2 separate regions of the Homo sapiens genome follow, and region 2 is linked to region 1. The links are chromatin contacts, found by Hi-C in ENCODE. All regions are on one chromosome and are shown on one strand. The core of a region is the stretch at or near the end of the contact, and the rest is flanking DNA. Distances in the headings are between cores, read along the strand shown. Region 1 overlaps VAC14 (VAC14 component of PIKFYVE complex). Region 2 holds the start of ZNF19 (zinc finger protein 19).

The links. A loop is a pair of places that touch in the nucleus more often than their neighbours do. Pooled maps may share reads with other maps.
Region 2: a loop to region 1 is called in a map with no recorded cell type, with 4 times the contacts of the local background. The contact joins the promoter of ZNF19 here to the enhancer-like site in region 1. A Hi-C loop is called at or near these places in 2 of 37 single-sample maps with no recorded cell type and 6 of 50 pooled maps.

What each region holds. Positions count from the first base shown.
Region 1 is chr16:70,733,666-70,740,665 of GRCh38, reverse strand. The region is part of intron 13 of VAC14 (VAC14 component of PIKFYVE complex); the gene reads left to right. Among named protein-coding and RNA genes, the nearest start is that of VAC14-AS1, 18 kb to the left of the region's middle. RefSeq lists enhancers at 1-359, 2,112-2,281, 2,183-2,713, 2,686-2,845. Within about 2 kb of position 2,990, at least 30 of the 41 ENCODE cell types and tissues checked have a DNase peak (open chromatin) inside an H3K27ac peak, as active enhancers do.
Region 2 is chr16:71,485,163-71,492,162 of GRCh38, reverse strand. ZNF19 (zinc finger protein 19) reads left to right here and starts at 2,839. Exons shown (of 6, transcript NM_006961.4): 1 at 2,839-2,891.

The DNA.
Region 1 (7,000 bases), core at 1,741-4,240:
CACCCCTGGGATCTCCTGTGTCTCCTCCTTTTGTATTTCCTGTCTCCACTCAGGGGAGTCTGCGGAGGTCCTGCTGGCTCTGGGGACAGGGATGTCAGACAGGCCTGTGGGCCCGCCGTACCCTGAGCCTGTGCAAAAAACTTCAAAGGACAGAGGAGGCCTCTGGGATGAGCCCTTTGTCAGAGACATGCCTTTCCTCCCGGGGCCTGGACATCTATGCTGCCAGAGAGGGTGCAGCCAGGCCTGGGGAGACCCAATCAGCCTTTAGGATCCTTAGCCATGCACAGTAATGTGTCAGTCTGAGGCCAAAGGTCACCCTAGGACTGACGTTTGCCCCTAAAACCCAGTCTTCCCTGACTTTGCCTGCCACGGGGCCCAATGCTGCTGGGATAAAACTGTTCATGTCGTAAGCCACGTTGGCTCACTCCTATAGTCCCAGCACTTTGGGAGGCTGAGGCAGATGGATCACCTGAGGTCAGGAGTTTGAGACCAGCCTGGCCAGCATGGTGAAACCCTGTCTCTACTGAAAATACAAAATTTAGCTGGGCGTAGTGGTGCGTGCCTGTAATCCCAGCTACTCGGCAGGCTGAGGCAGGAGAATCGCTTGAACCCAGCAGGTGGAGGTTGCAGAGAGCCGAGATCACACCACTGCACACTAGCCTGGGCAACAGAGCGAGACTACATCTCAAAAAAAATAAAACAAAAAAACTGTTCATGTCAGTATACCTTGCGGGGCTCAGTGGTCCAAGGTGTTTTTATCCCTGGCTCTAAAAATGGGTGATAATGACCTGTTCTTATTTGGTTTCATTCCTTGTAGCCCAGGACAGTGTATTGTAGCCAAATGTCAGCAGCATCTTCATGTCACCAGACAGAAACAAGTTCTAGCAGAAAGCCAGAAAGCCATTTTCCCCAGTAATCACGGCAACAATCATCATGGCTGCCAGCACTGGCTGAGGTCACGTTAGGCCCTGCCCTGCTCTGAGCACTCACGCGTGCTGGCTTTTTGGGTGAGCCCCTGGGGTCCTCACAGCAGCTCTGAGAGGCCAGCACTGTGTCATTCCCCACTTGTTTGGGCCAGGAGCCTGGCCCGAGAGCCCACACTCCTCACCCCACTCAGGAATCCCACCTGCGCCAGCACTGGAAGCTTCCACAGCCAGAGGGGAGGAGGAGAGGGGCCAGGCCATGGGCACAACCTGGCAGTGATGGGGGCATCTCTCCTCTCTTCACAGTGACTTCAGAGACCCCTTCCTGGCCTCAGGCCACGGCAATGCCTCATTTCTTGTCATTTGCTGCCCGCCACCACTTCCTCCAGCCACACCAGCCCCAGGAAAGCACCTGTTTCTCTTGAAGCCCCTTCCTCCCACTCACCCCTCCCAGCCTCAGGAAGCAGCAGTAGGGATCACGAGCACTGGGGTCAGAGGGATCTAGATTCACAGCCCTGCTTTGCCCATCCATCCCGTGACCTCGGACAAGGGTCCTACCTCACTGCTACTTCTTCCCTCTCTATAAACCAGGTGCTGGGGTGCCTGGGGGCTCTGTGAGCTCCCACATGGCAAGGGCTAGGCTAAATGCTCCCTGCATGTGAAGGGGGCCTTTGCTTGTGTCCTAGTTATTACAGGCCGGTGCAGAGGGCCCCTGTGGGAGGCTTCCCTGGAGATCCCAGCTTCTCCTGCCCCTCTGTTCCAACACACTTGCTTATCTCAGGCTGCCTGGGTGGGTGGTGAAGTTCACATCTGTTCCCTCCTGGCTGTGACCTCTTAGACCCCCAGCTGGAAGTGCATGCGGAGGCTCCTCAGCGTCGCCCAGTGCTGGGTGATTTGTGTCATCAGCTCAGTTTGAATAGCGTCATGGCAGGCCACACAGGCCAAGTTTACTTACCCCGGAATCCCTGGCACCAGGTGCCCAGTAAGGGTCAGTACCTATTTTTGAAAGTTTATTAAAATAATGGAAGGCAGGGGCACCAATCACCTGAGCCTGAGGCCCCCGGCACTGCTGCCCAGAATGGCATCCTCTCATACCCGTGCTGCCAGGCCCTCCCTTGTCCAGTTGGAAGCCCCAGCAGTCCAGCCCCCCTGCTCCACCAGCAGGGGGTGCCTTCCTCCACACCCTCTCCTCGCTGCCTTTGGCCCCAGCCCTCACCCTGCAGCAATAGCTCTTTCCCGGTGGCAGACTGCTATATGACCTCTCCACTGCCGCGTCAGCTGGAAGTCCCCACTGGGCCCTGCTGCATCCCATCGGCTTCTCTCTCGCTCTGACCTGAGCAGCTGCAAAGTCTCCTGGCTATGATTGATGCCTCCGGCGCTCCTGTCCTGCCGACCCAGGCCGGCCCACAGATGAGAAAGTGATTGCCCCTTGAGTGGGTTCCCGAGTTGGTGCCATTGCGGCGGCCTTTGTCTACGTAGCTGTGCACCCCCTCCAGTTCTGCAGACTCTACACCCCCAAGACCCTGCTCAGCCTCCCTTTCTCCCAGCCACTTGATTCTTGGGGGAAACTGCCCCTTCCCCACCCTGTCCTCTTGGTTCCATACCAGCCTCTCCATCACCCACCCCTTCTGTGGACCACTTCCTGTGCCAAGCACGACTTGATGCTCTTTAGCCCTGCCTGGTTCACAGAAGAGGAGCTGGCCTCGGAGAAGGTGGTGCTGCCTCCCCTGAGCGGCCTCTGGCCCTTCCCTTGTATCCTCCAGGCAGCAGATCTTGAGCCCACAACGGGCTGTCCGGGCACATGGACCCCAACCCCAGCAGGGAGGGAGGCCGGAGTGGAGCAGGGACCCTGCTGGGCCTGAACTGGGTGGCTGACGTTTTCACATCTGGTTCTGTTGAACTGTAACTCGCGTTATGTACTGAAGCCAGGGTTATTTTTATCCTGACATGTGAGGTTTCTTCACGTCATAACCACAAAACTCAATCCAAAACATCCCGGGGCAGGTTGTTTGTGAGACGTTCTGTGGATTCTCATGTCACCACATCAGGTTTCACTTAGTAACATCTGCAGGGCTGGCTCCCCGGCCGCCCACCCCGCCAGCCTGGGTTTCTGTGTGGAGTGCGTCTCTGTGCCCCTGGCCAGCCGCCGGTCACGTGCACTTCCTGCCAGGGGCTGGCAGGCTCCTCACTTGCCCAAACCAGAAATACAAGGCACAGTGGCCTTCAGCTGAGGGATGGCACTCTCCCTCATGCTCCTGCCCTCTGCAGGATTGGGGAATGGAAATCCCACTCTCCTGGGCCCCTCAAAGAGAGCCTGTCTCCCGAGACACACAGCCGGGTTGTGGGCCCCCCTCTCCCTCGCCCCCTGCTGCAGCAGCTGCCCACCATCTACAGGGGGCTGTGCCTCAGTGGCACCCCTGAGTAAAACCGCTGAGGTCCTCGGAGCGCAGTGTTGGAGGGCGTGCCCTGAGCTGCCCCGTCCCGGCTCCCACTTTCCTCATGCGCCTGCAGCACCCAGCCCAGGACCCTGCTTACAAGAGCAGATGAGCCAGAGCCGGAGGTGGGCGGAAGAGCAGGCAGCAGTGAGGCGGAAATCAGCATACTTGAGGGGCCCATTTCTCCTGTAGTCACCCTCCCGGGGTGAGCTTGTTCTCTCTCCACCCATCTCCTCCTCCTGAGCCTGCAGCCCTGCCTCAGAGAGCATCTCAAGCCAAAGGGCAGCTCAGATCAACAGAGTGGCTGGGGGCGATGGGGGCCACTGAGGCTGGGAAAGAGCGAGCAGCCCCCACCCTGTCCTGCTGAGCACTGAGGCCTTTCCCATCCCTGTCCAGCCCGCCCTCCCTGCCCCTTCAAGTGTGGCCCCTTTCCCCACCTCCCCTGCTGGGAAAAGACTGCCCTGCTCAAACCTGTGGTCTCAATGCAGCCCCTCCCAAGGCTCCCAACCCTGTCTTGGGGAGGGCAGAAAGTCTTTAAGCCTTGGGAGCACTGTGAGGGCTGAGCTGCACTCAGCTGAGGATGTGAATCGCTTGCTGCGGCTTCTCGCAGCTGTGACACTGCCCTCCTCCTCCCTTCCACTAAGGGCCTCAGCTCCAGGGTCCAAGGGGCAGCCTGGACATTGAGAGTCCATTTTGGGTCCACACTAGGGGCTGTGGCTAAGGAGTTCAGAGTTGTGTCCAGAGCAGCCCAGCCCTTCTCTTCTGCCATCTTTAGCCAGACTGTCAGCGGAGAGATGGGCTGATCTCCCTCCCCAGATGTGTGGGGGTCACAGGTGGCCCCCCTTCTTCCTCAGAGCATCCTGATAGAGCACTGTGAATTTGTGCCAGAAATGAAATCTCCCCACTCAGACATTTCAGACCAGCCCCCAGACATCCATTCTGAGACTCAGAATGAGAACGGTCTGCCCTGCGCAGTGCTCTGCGCTATGGGACGCTTGCTAATAAAAAGGAGCCCCCGTGTACTGAGTGCAGACTGTGCGGCAGGCTCCGGACCCGGCACATTACATGTTTTTATCTCATTTAATAGGGGCTCTTACTGCACTCACTTTACAGATGAGGAAACTGAGGCTTAAACACCATGCTCAGTGCTTCCTACTGCCCCTGTGAGGCTGGAACGGCCCCGCACCTCTCCCCACTCCAAACAAGCACCTGGGAGAAGCTTGCAGTGAACAGGGTGCCTCCAGTGTGGGCAGCATGAAGCCAGTGCCCTCCAGCCAGGCCACCACGGCCTACCAAATTCATCTCCTGAGGGAGGGAACAGTGAGGCAGGGCTGTCTCAACAGCTGTCTCTGCAGCCACCTCTTTAGAGATCAGCCCCCAGCTGGGCCTGGGGTAACTCGATCTATAAGAATGTGACACTTGATTCTGCAAACAGCCCCTTTGGGCCAGGGAGCAGAGACTCTTTGCCATTCCAGAGTCACTCAGGACCTCCCAAGCCAGGCTGATTCAGGCAGGGACCCAGCACAATGCAGTCCAAACAAGAAGTGGAATGAGGCCTTTCCTTGAACTGGCCTTCTCACTCAGGGCTCCTTCATGCCGCTCACGCGAGCTGTCTAGGAGGTTCTTGGGATTGAGGATGCTACAGTTTGGAGGTGTGGCTCTTGGTAAGGAATCCCTTATAGAGTGATTCACAGCTGGGAAAAACAGCACAGAAAAACGCCTTTTCTAGACCCAGCCATCTCCCCGGCAGGACCATGAGAGGACATACAGGAAGTCTGAGCTCAGCAAGAAAGACGGAGCTCCTGGGAGGAGAGTCTTGCTGCTGCTTCCTGCCCGCTGGCATCAAATACAGTCAGTCTGTCCAGACGCCTCCGTGAGATTCACTTGGAATACTCTGGATGGTTCTGCACATTCTTGTTTTGTGCTTTGGGCTGATGCTTCTGGGAACATCTGATGCTTCTGGCCAAGTTTGGTTCCCAGATCCTCCACATCCTGCCTATCTTGTGCTTGTGCCTGGCCATTTCCTCACTGGTCCAGGGAGAAAGTGATGGCTCCCACGCAACTTCTGGACCAGAAAGGGGCCAGCCTGGAAAATGATGGTCCCAGATGCCTCTGTTGGCCGCTCTGCATCCCCCAGTGTCCTCCCTGGGTTTCCAGAGAGCTGCGGCCAGGTGCTGGCTCCATAGCTCTTCACAGCGTCATTTCCTGCATCCTCAGTCTCAGCTTGGCAGGACCTGGGTTTCCGTCTTTATGCCATCTTCTGCCCTCCTGCATAGCAAGGCACCACCTCCTAATCTGTGAGCCCCAAACATGTCCGAACATTAGTGCCGAAGAGACAGGCAGCCTGGCAGAGCTGCAAAGGACATGGGCTCTGAAGACCAGCTGCCTGGGTCAGCAACTCTAGCACTCGCCAGCTATGTGACTTTGGATAATCCTTACCCAAATTCACAGCTCCTCTGTGTATATAATGGGAATGGTAATGGTGCATATTTTTCAAGTGTTTTTTTTTTTTGTTTCTTTGTTGGTTGGTTTTTAGGGTGTTAGATACTATGTGTGAAGGGTTTAGGCAGGTCAAGCACATAGTAGGTGCTCAATAAATGGTAGCTATGAATTGGCTATTAAGATATCATGTTATACTGGAACAATTAGATATCCATATGCAAAAGGATTTAGACCCTTTCCTCACACTGTATATAAAAAGTAACTCAAAATAGACCAGAGACCTAAAATACATCAGCAAATCTTTATGACCTTAGATTAGGTAATTTCATAGCTATGACACCAAAGGCACAAGCAACCAAAGAAAAAATAGACACATTGGGCTTAATCAGAGTTAAAAATTTTGTGCTTCAAAAAAATTTTTTTAATAAAAAGAGGCTGGGCACAGTGGCTAATACCTATAATCCCAACACTTTGGGAGGCCAAGGCAGAAGGGTCCCTTGGGCCCAGGAGTTTGAGACTAGCCTGGGCAACATAGGGAGACCCCATCTCAAAGAAAAAATTTAGCTGGGTGTGATGGCACAAGCCTGTAGTCCTAGCTACTTGAGAGGCTGAGGCGGGAGGATTGCTCGAGCCCAGGAGTTTGAGGCTGCAGTGAACTGTAATCACTTCAGTGCACTACAGCCTGGGCAACAGAGCAAGACACTGTTTATTAGGCTGTTCTTGCATTACTATAAAAAAATACATGGCTGGGCGCAGTGGCTCACACTTGTAATCCCAGCACTTTGGGAGGCCAAGGCAGGCAGATCACGAGATCAGGAGATTGAGACCATCCTGGCTAACATGGTGAAACCCCACCTCTACTAAAAATAGAAAAAATTAGTCAGGTCTGGTGGCACACGCCTGTAGTCCCAGCTACTTGGGAGGCTGATGCAGGAGAATTGCTTGAACCCGGGCGGAGGTTGCAGTGAGCCAAGACCGTGCCATTGTACTCAAGCCTGGGAGACAAAGCAAGACTCTGTCTCAAAAACAAAAACAAAAACAAAAAGACCTGATTGAGAGTAGGTAATTTATAAAGAGATTTAATTGGCTTACAGTTCTGCAGGCTTTATAGAAAGCATGGTGTTAGCATCTGCTTGGTTCCTGAGGCGGCCTCAGGAAGTTTACAATCATAGTGGAAGGCAAAGGGGCAGCAGGCAGAGG
Region 2 (7,000 bases), core at 1,590-4,089, 750 kb before region 1:
CATAAATAATCTTCAAGGTTATTCATAAGAGCCAAAAAGTAAAAAAAAAACTAAATGTCCATCACAGTAGATTTTTTTGGGTAAAAAAATGTGGTTTATTTAACAATGAACCATTAAACAATGATAAAAATGAATGAACTATAGTTATATCCAATAGATGAATCTCAAAGATATTATGTTAGATTAAAGAAATGAGCTGCATGGTTCTATTACAATATGATTCCATTTATATAAAGTTTAAAAACAGGTAAAGCTAAGGTGATGGAGGTCAGAATAGTGATTATTTTGGGGAGGCTATCAACTAGGAAGGGGTATAACAGAGAGGTTTTTGGGGTGCTGGGGACATTCTATATCTTGATCAGGTTGAAGTTACATATATAAATATTCATCAAGTTTTACACTTAAGATTTGTACTCTTTACTGAACTTAAATTATACCTTATCTGGGCACAGTGGCACATGCCTATATACCCAGCTATTTGAGAGGCTGATTGGGGAGAATCACTTGAGCTCAGAAGTGCAAATCCAGCCTGGGCAACATGGAGAGACCCCTACTCTAAAGAAAAAAAAAACTAAATAAAAATGAAACAATCAATTAATTAGAAATGTAGCGAATGTTTACAATAAGTTAGATATGAAAATAAATGATTTTCACATGTTGTTTAATCCTCTCAACAGCCTACAAAGTAGGTATTAATATTGTACCCATTTTATAGGTGAGAAAATTGAAGGCACAGAGAATCTAGGTAACTTGCCCCAAATCACAGTTAATAAATGGAGGCTTGGAAACATTAGTTTGGCTTAACATATTTCAACTTCTTCACTATGAGACACAGAACTACGTATCTGAGGCAGTGATAGAGTGCTTATGTGTGTATACTGAGGCCAAACTATCATGGTTTGAATTCTGGCTCTGCCACATAAGAGCTGTGCATGACTTTGAGCACGTTATTTAATCTTTCTGTGTTCAGTTTCCTCATCTGTAAAATGGGACTCGTGTCATCTTATATGGTTCTTTGGCCCTTATTTCAGAATTTGATGATTTTTCCTCTTACAGTTACTGTTGCTCTTCTCTCTCTCTCTTCCTGAAGGGACTGAGGTCAGAAAGCTTGTGTCCACGGTGTGAGAGCATAGAAAGGCGTATTGGGACTTGGAATACCACTTAGTATATTGTTCTGGAAAGCCAGTTTGACATGGTGGAAATAATCTAGGGTTTAAATCTTAACTCTGATACCTATTATATGCTGTGGCCTTACTGAAACTCTTTGAGTCTTGGTTTTCTCTTACTCATGATTCATTCTGCGTTGAGTGCTTGTATTATCTGTCCCACTCTCCCTTATAGTAAGGGAGTATAATCATATATGTCCAACTCTTTATTCATCAAAAAATGATTATTGATCATGAACTGTGTTATAAACACTATTCTAGAAACTCAGGATACAGTCATGGACAAGATAGAAAAGCCTCTTTCTTGAGGAGTTTACACTCTGCAGAAAGCCTGAGGGTTGCTCTTGAAGACCTGGATCATGGTCCCATTTGTCTGGACTTGTGTTGCTGAAGTCCCAACTGAACAGCAAGTCCAACTAGTCATCCTGGAAGTCCTCAGCTCATGATGAGCTAGCTATTTTAGCACTCTGATCTTCTAAGAACCAACCCTGAACTGCCACCAGGCTTTGCTTATACTATCTAGTCTGGTAGTAAAAAGTGTACAGATGCCCAAACCCACTGAGGTTTATAACCATTTTCAAAGGTTTTAATAAAAAGATTGAATACTGGATTAACTCCAGAGCCTATTCAGGCTCAATTCCTAAGCTATTAATAATCGCTAATATCTAGTGAGTGTAATAATTACTAATATCTAGTGAGTGTTTAGTATGTGCTAGACATTGTACTGATTTACATGTACTAACATCTAATCCTCACAACAATCCGGGGAATAAATACTATTATTATCCTAGTTTTAGAAATAAATGTGACACTTACAGGTTAAGTAATGCACCAAAGGTCACAGAGTGGTCCTTTGGCCTTTGAAACAAAGCATCCTGATGCCAGGCTGTGCTCCTTACCACTATGTCATACTGTTGTAAAGGAGATGGGACTAAGAAGCTCTAAGTCCCCAGTTTGTTTTGTAATTCTGTGACAGTGATCACAAACGTTTTGACAGTCCAGCAAAATCCTGGCCAGAGTTCTCTTTTGTGGACCCAGAAAGCCACAGGCACTAACACTTTAGAGCTATCTCTCTTAGCCCATATGCCCTGCGCTTTTGGCATTTTCTTTATCATTTAGAGGGGAAGGAGGGCAAGGGTCTGAGGAGCCTTGAATGGTGACTTGGACTCCAGGGGTAGTGGCAAACCATTGGAGGTTACAGTGCATGGAATTAAAGACAGCTTGAATGGTATAATCTGACTGGCTCATTTTACAGAAGACAAAAGCTGCTCAGAGACACAAGGGTCTTCCTCAATGGCCCGTGAGTGGCAGAGCTTGTGAAAGGAAGTTGATTCACTGCGAGTGAACCAGAACTCAGAAAGACCAGTAAGCAACCAGGAAACACCGGCCACCATCTAGGCCTGTGGTGATGGCGGTTTTATCACGAATTCCTTCCTGACAATCAACTGCTCCCGGGCAGAAGCGATCGCTTTCTTGACCCACCCAAATGGACAATGACCCAGGCGTGAGGTTCCTGAGGAGAGAAAAAAGTGTGTACAAGGAAAGGAAGAGGATGTCTCCCAATCGGAAACACCGAGATGCGGAAAAGTTGCACCGTAGAAAGAGCAGCCGTGCTCATGACGCACTTCTGGCCTCCAAGCGCCCCACAAGCGTGACGCACTTCCGGCCTCCTAACCGTTCTCGCTAGCGGTGCGCTTCTGGCCTGTTTTGAGTCCGCGCTCAAAGGTGCCAAAGTGCAAGGACCCACAGTTGGGCGGAGCTTGGGTTGGGAGTGAGACAGCATAGCAGTCCAGGCTGGTCCTTTGAGCGCAGCTCAAAGAAGGGGACGGGGAGGGCGTCACTATACAATTGTGGCCGGGTGGGACCTGGGCTGTTTGCTCTTGGAGGCTGTACAGCTGCAAGCTTTGCCGCTCACGAACTGGAGCTGGAGAAAGAGCCCCCCAAGGATGGGAGGATGACAGAAGTGTCTGCAGATGGCACTGCCTGGGCACCAGGAGAGGCAAGGACTCCAGCTGATTCCTACCTCCTAGGGAAGCCATCCCCACTCTTAGTTGGGGCCGGCTTAAGTCTTTAACCAAGGCTCTTGCAGTTGCAGTGTCTGTTTCTTTTGAAGAGGCAGATTTGGAGACCTGTGTCCAAACAAATGCCATTGTCCCATAGTGTTTTTATGTTTTTGTTAGTTTGTTTTGGTTTTTTTGAGACGAAGTCTCGCTCTTGTCACCCAGGCTGGAGTGCAATGGCACCATCTCTACTCACTGCAACCTCCGCCTCCCGAGTTCAAGTGATTCTCCTGCCTCAGCCTCCCGAGTAGCTGGGATTACAGGTGCCTGCCACCACACCCGGCTAATTTTTGTATTTTTAGTAGAGACGGGGTTTCACCATGTTGGTCAGACGGGTCTCAAACTCCTGACCTCAGGCGATCCGCCTGTCTCGGCCTCCCAAAGTGCTGGGATTACAGGCGTGAGCCACTGTGACCAGTCTGAACTCACTTTTAATTTTAGGAGCTTGTTTTGTAGATTCTTTGGGACTTCTTATACAGATAATCATGTTGCCTGCAGATAGTAACAGTTTTGTTCTGAGTTTCGAATCTGTGTGTCTTTCATTTCATTTCTTTTTCTTTTTCTTTTTTTTTTTTTTTTGAGATAGTCTCGTTCTGTCACCCAGGCTGGAGTGCAGTGGCATATTCTCAGCTTACTGCATCCTCCACCTCCCGGGTTCAAGCAATTCTCATGTCTCAGCCTCCTGAGTAGCTGGGATTACAGGCACACACCACCACACCTGGCTCATTTTTATATTTTTAGTAGAGATGCGATTTCTCCATGTTGGCCAGGCTGGTCTTGAACTCCTGGCCTCAAGCAATCCATCCACCTTGGCCTCCCAAAGTGCTGGGATTACAGGTGTGAGCCACTGTGTCTGACCTATGTGCCTTTTATTTCTTTTTCTGGCCTTGCTCTTGCTAAGACTCCCAATATGATGTTAAATAGTAGTGGTAAGAGCAGACATACCTGCCATGTTCCCAATCTTGGAGGGAAAGACATTCTGTCTTTCATCATTAAGTATGTTTGCAGCTGCAAGGAGAGAATAATATTGAATTATATGTCAGTATAGATACTGCAGCACAATATTTAGCTTAACTACATATTTTTTTGCAGCCAAGGCAAAAATGACTTTGTGCATGAAACTTAAGTTCCACCACAGCCTCAGCCTATTTGTGGCTGGGATTTTCAGACATATGGGAGAGAAGTTAGTATTTTCAAGTCAGGATTAAGTAACAGTAAATATGCCATGATCATACACCATACTCTGGGTATCATGATCTGATATTACTTATAGCTTCAGTTAAAGATACTGTAGGAGTTAGAGGGAGAGCTGGATAGTTAGGCTGTGAGGTGACCAGAAAGAAAGGTGGTTCCCATTGGAATCTAAGGAATGGTCAAAGCTTGAAAGTAATTATGTTTGATGGTAGAGATTGTGACAGACATGAGTATGAGTATTGTATTAGTCCGTTGTCACAGTGCTATACAGATATACCTGAGACTGGGTAATTTATGGAGAAAAGAGGTTTAATTGGCTAACAGTTCCACAGGCTGTACAGGAGGCATGGCTGGGGAGGCCTCAGGATACTTACAATCATGGTGGAAAGCAAAGGGGAAGCAGGCACAATCTTCACATGGCCAGCAGGAGAGAGACAGCAAAGGAGGAAGCGCAACACACTTCGAAACAACCAGATCACATGAGAACTCACTATCACGAGAACAGCAAGGGGGAAATCCGCCCCCATGATCCAATCACCTTCCACCATGTTCCTCCCCCAACACTGAAGATCATAATTCAACATGAGATTTGCCTGGGGACACAGAGCCAAAACATATCAAGTATACATTTCCTTAGAGGTGATACATTGGCTGGGAAGACAGGTCAGTGTGAATTAGCTATTATTATTAATGATCTTGAAAACTCTCTGGGAGACTTTCCAGACAAATGAGAGTGGAAATTTTCTTCCTTTCCACTCCCTGCAAAACAAAAATAAGTTATTCCCAACTCTTTTTGTTTTTAATTTTAGTGTTCCCATCTTCTGGCCAAGAATATACTCAACTCTTCACCAAGTAAACATACGGGTTCCCATGTTTCTAAAAACCGATAAAATTAACAATAGAGACTTGTTTTTGTTTTATATCCAGACTTAATGGTCATTTATGTAATGTAAATATCCAGAATAGGCAAATCTATAAAGAAAGTGGTTGTCTAGAATTGGGGGAAGAAGAGAGGTATGTACATGTGTGTCTATTAATTTTCTATTGCTGCTGTAACAAATTGCCATGAGTAGTGGCGTAAAACAACACTAATTTATCTTAGAGTTTTGGAGGTCAGAAATCCAAAATGGGTCCCACTGGTATAAATTCAGGATTTAGACTAAGGAGAGAATCTGTTTCCTTGCCTTTTTCATCTTCTGGAGGCCACCCACTTTCCTTGACCCTTGGCCCCTTCCTCCATCTTCAAAGCCAGTGAGGTTGGGCCAAGTCCTTCTTGTGCTGTCATTTTTGTGATTCTCTTTCAATTCCCTCTTTCACGTTCAAGAACTCTTATGATTACACTGGGCCCACCTGAATAATCCAAGATAATCATCTTTTTTTTTTTGACAGGGTCTCGCTTTGTTGCCCAGGCTGGAGTGCAGTGGCTCAATCAAGGCTCACTGCAGCCTTGACCTCCCAGGCTCAAGTGATCCTCCCAACTCAGCTAGTAGCTGGGACTACAGGCGTGTGCCCACACCTGGCCAATTTTTGTTCCTTTTTGGAATTTTTTTTTTTTTTTTTTCGGTAGAGACAGGGTTTTGTCATGTTGCCCAGGCTGGTTTGAACTCCCAGGCTCAAGTGATCTGCCCACCTGGGCCTCCCACAGTGCTGGGATTACAGATGTGAGCCACTGTGCCTAGCCCCAAGATAATCTTAAAGTTGGCTGACTAGCAATCTTAATTCCACCTGCAACCTCAATTTCCCTTTGTCATGTAACTTAATGTACTCACAGGTTCTAGAGATTAGGACATATACATCTTTGAGGGGAACAAAACACCATTCTGCTTACCAGAGGGAAAATGGAGAGTGACTGCTGATGGTTATGAGGTTCCTTTGGGGAGATGAAAATGTCCTGAAACTGATTGTGGTGATGTTTGCGCAAGTCTCTGAACACACTAAAACCTATTTAATTTTATACTCTGCATTGATGAATTGTATGGTGTGTGAATTAAATGTTAATAAGGCAGGTGTGTGTGTGTGTGTTCAGTATTTTTGAAACTAAATTCTTTCACCTTCTTGCCTGAAACCAGCTCCTCTTCTTCAATTCCTGATCTCAGCTAATGGCACCTTCATCTATCAGGTCATCCAAAATTCATGGCTATTATAGATTGCTCTGGCTGCCTTGTATTCAGTCATTAAAAAAAAAAATGTCCACCGTTTTCACTTCCTAAATAGTTACTTAATATATCCCTCCTTAGACCTGGTCTTTCTTTCTTTTTGTTTTTTTTTGTTTTTTTGGTTTTTTTTTTTTTTGAGATGGAGTTTTGCTTTTGTCGCCCAGGCTGGAGTGCAATGGCACAATCTCGGCTCACTGCAACCTCCACCTCTCGGGTTCAAGCAATTCTCCTGCCTCAGCCTCCCGAGTAGCTGGGATTACAGGTGCCCGCCATTACGCCTGGCTAATTTTTGTATTTTTAGTAGAGACGAGGTTTCACCACGTTGACCAGGCTGGTCTCGAACTCCTGACCTCAGGTGATCTGCCCGCCTTGGCCTCCGAAAGTGCTGGGATTACAGGCGTGAGCCACCGCGCCTGGCCTGCTG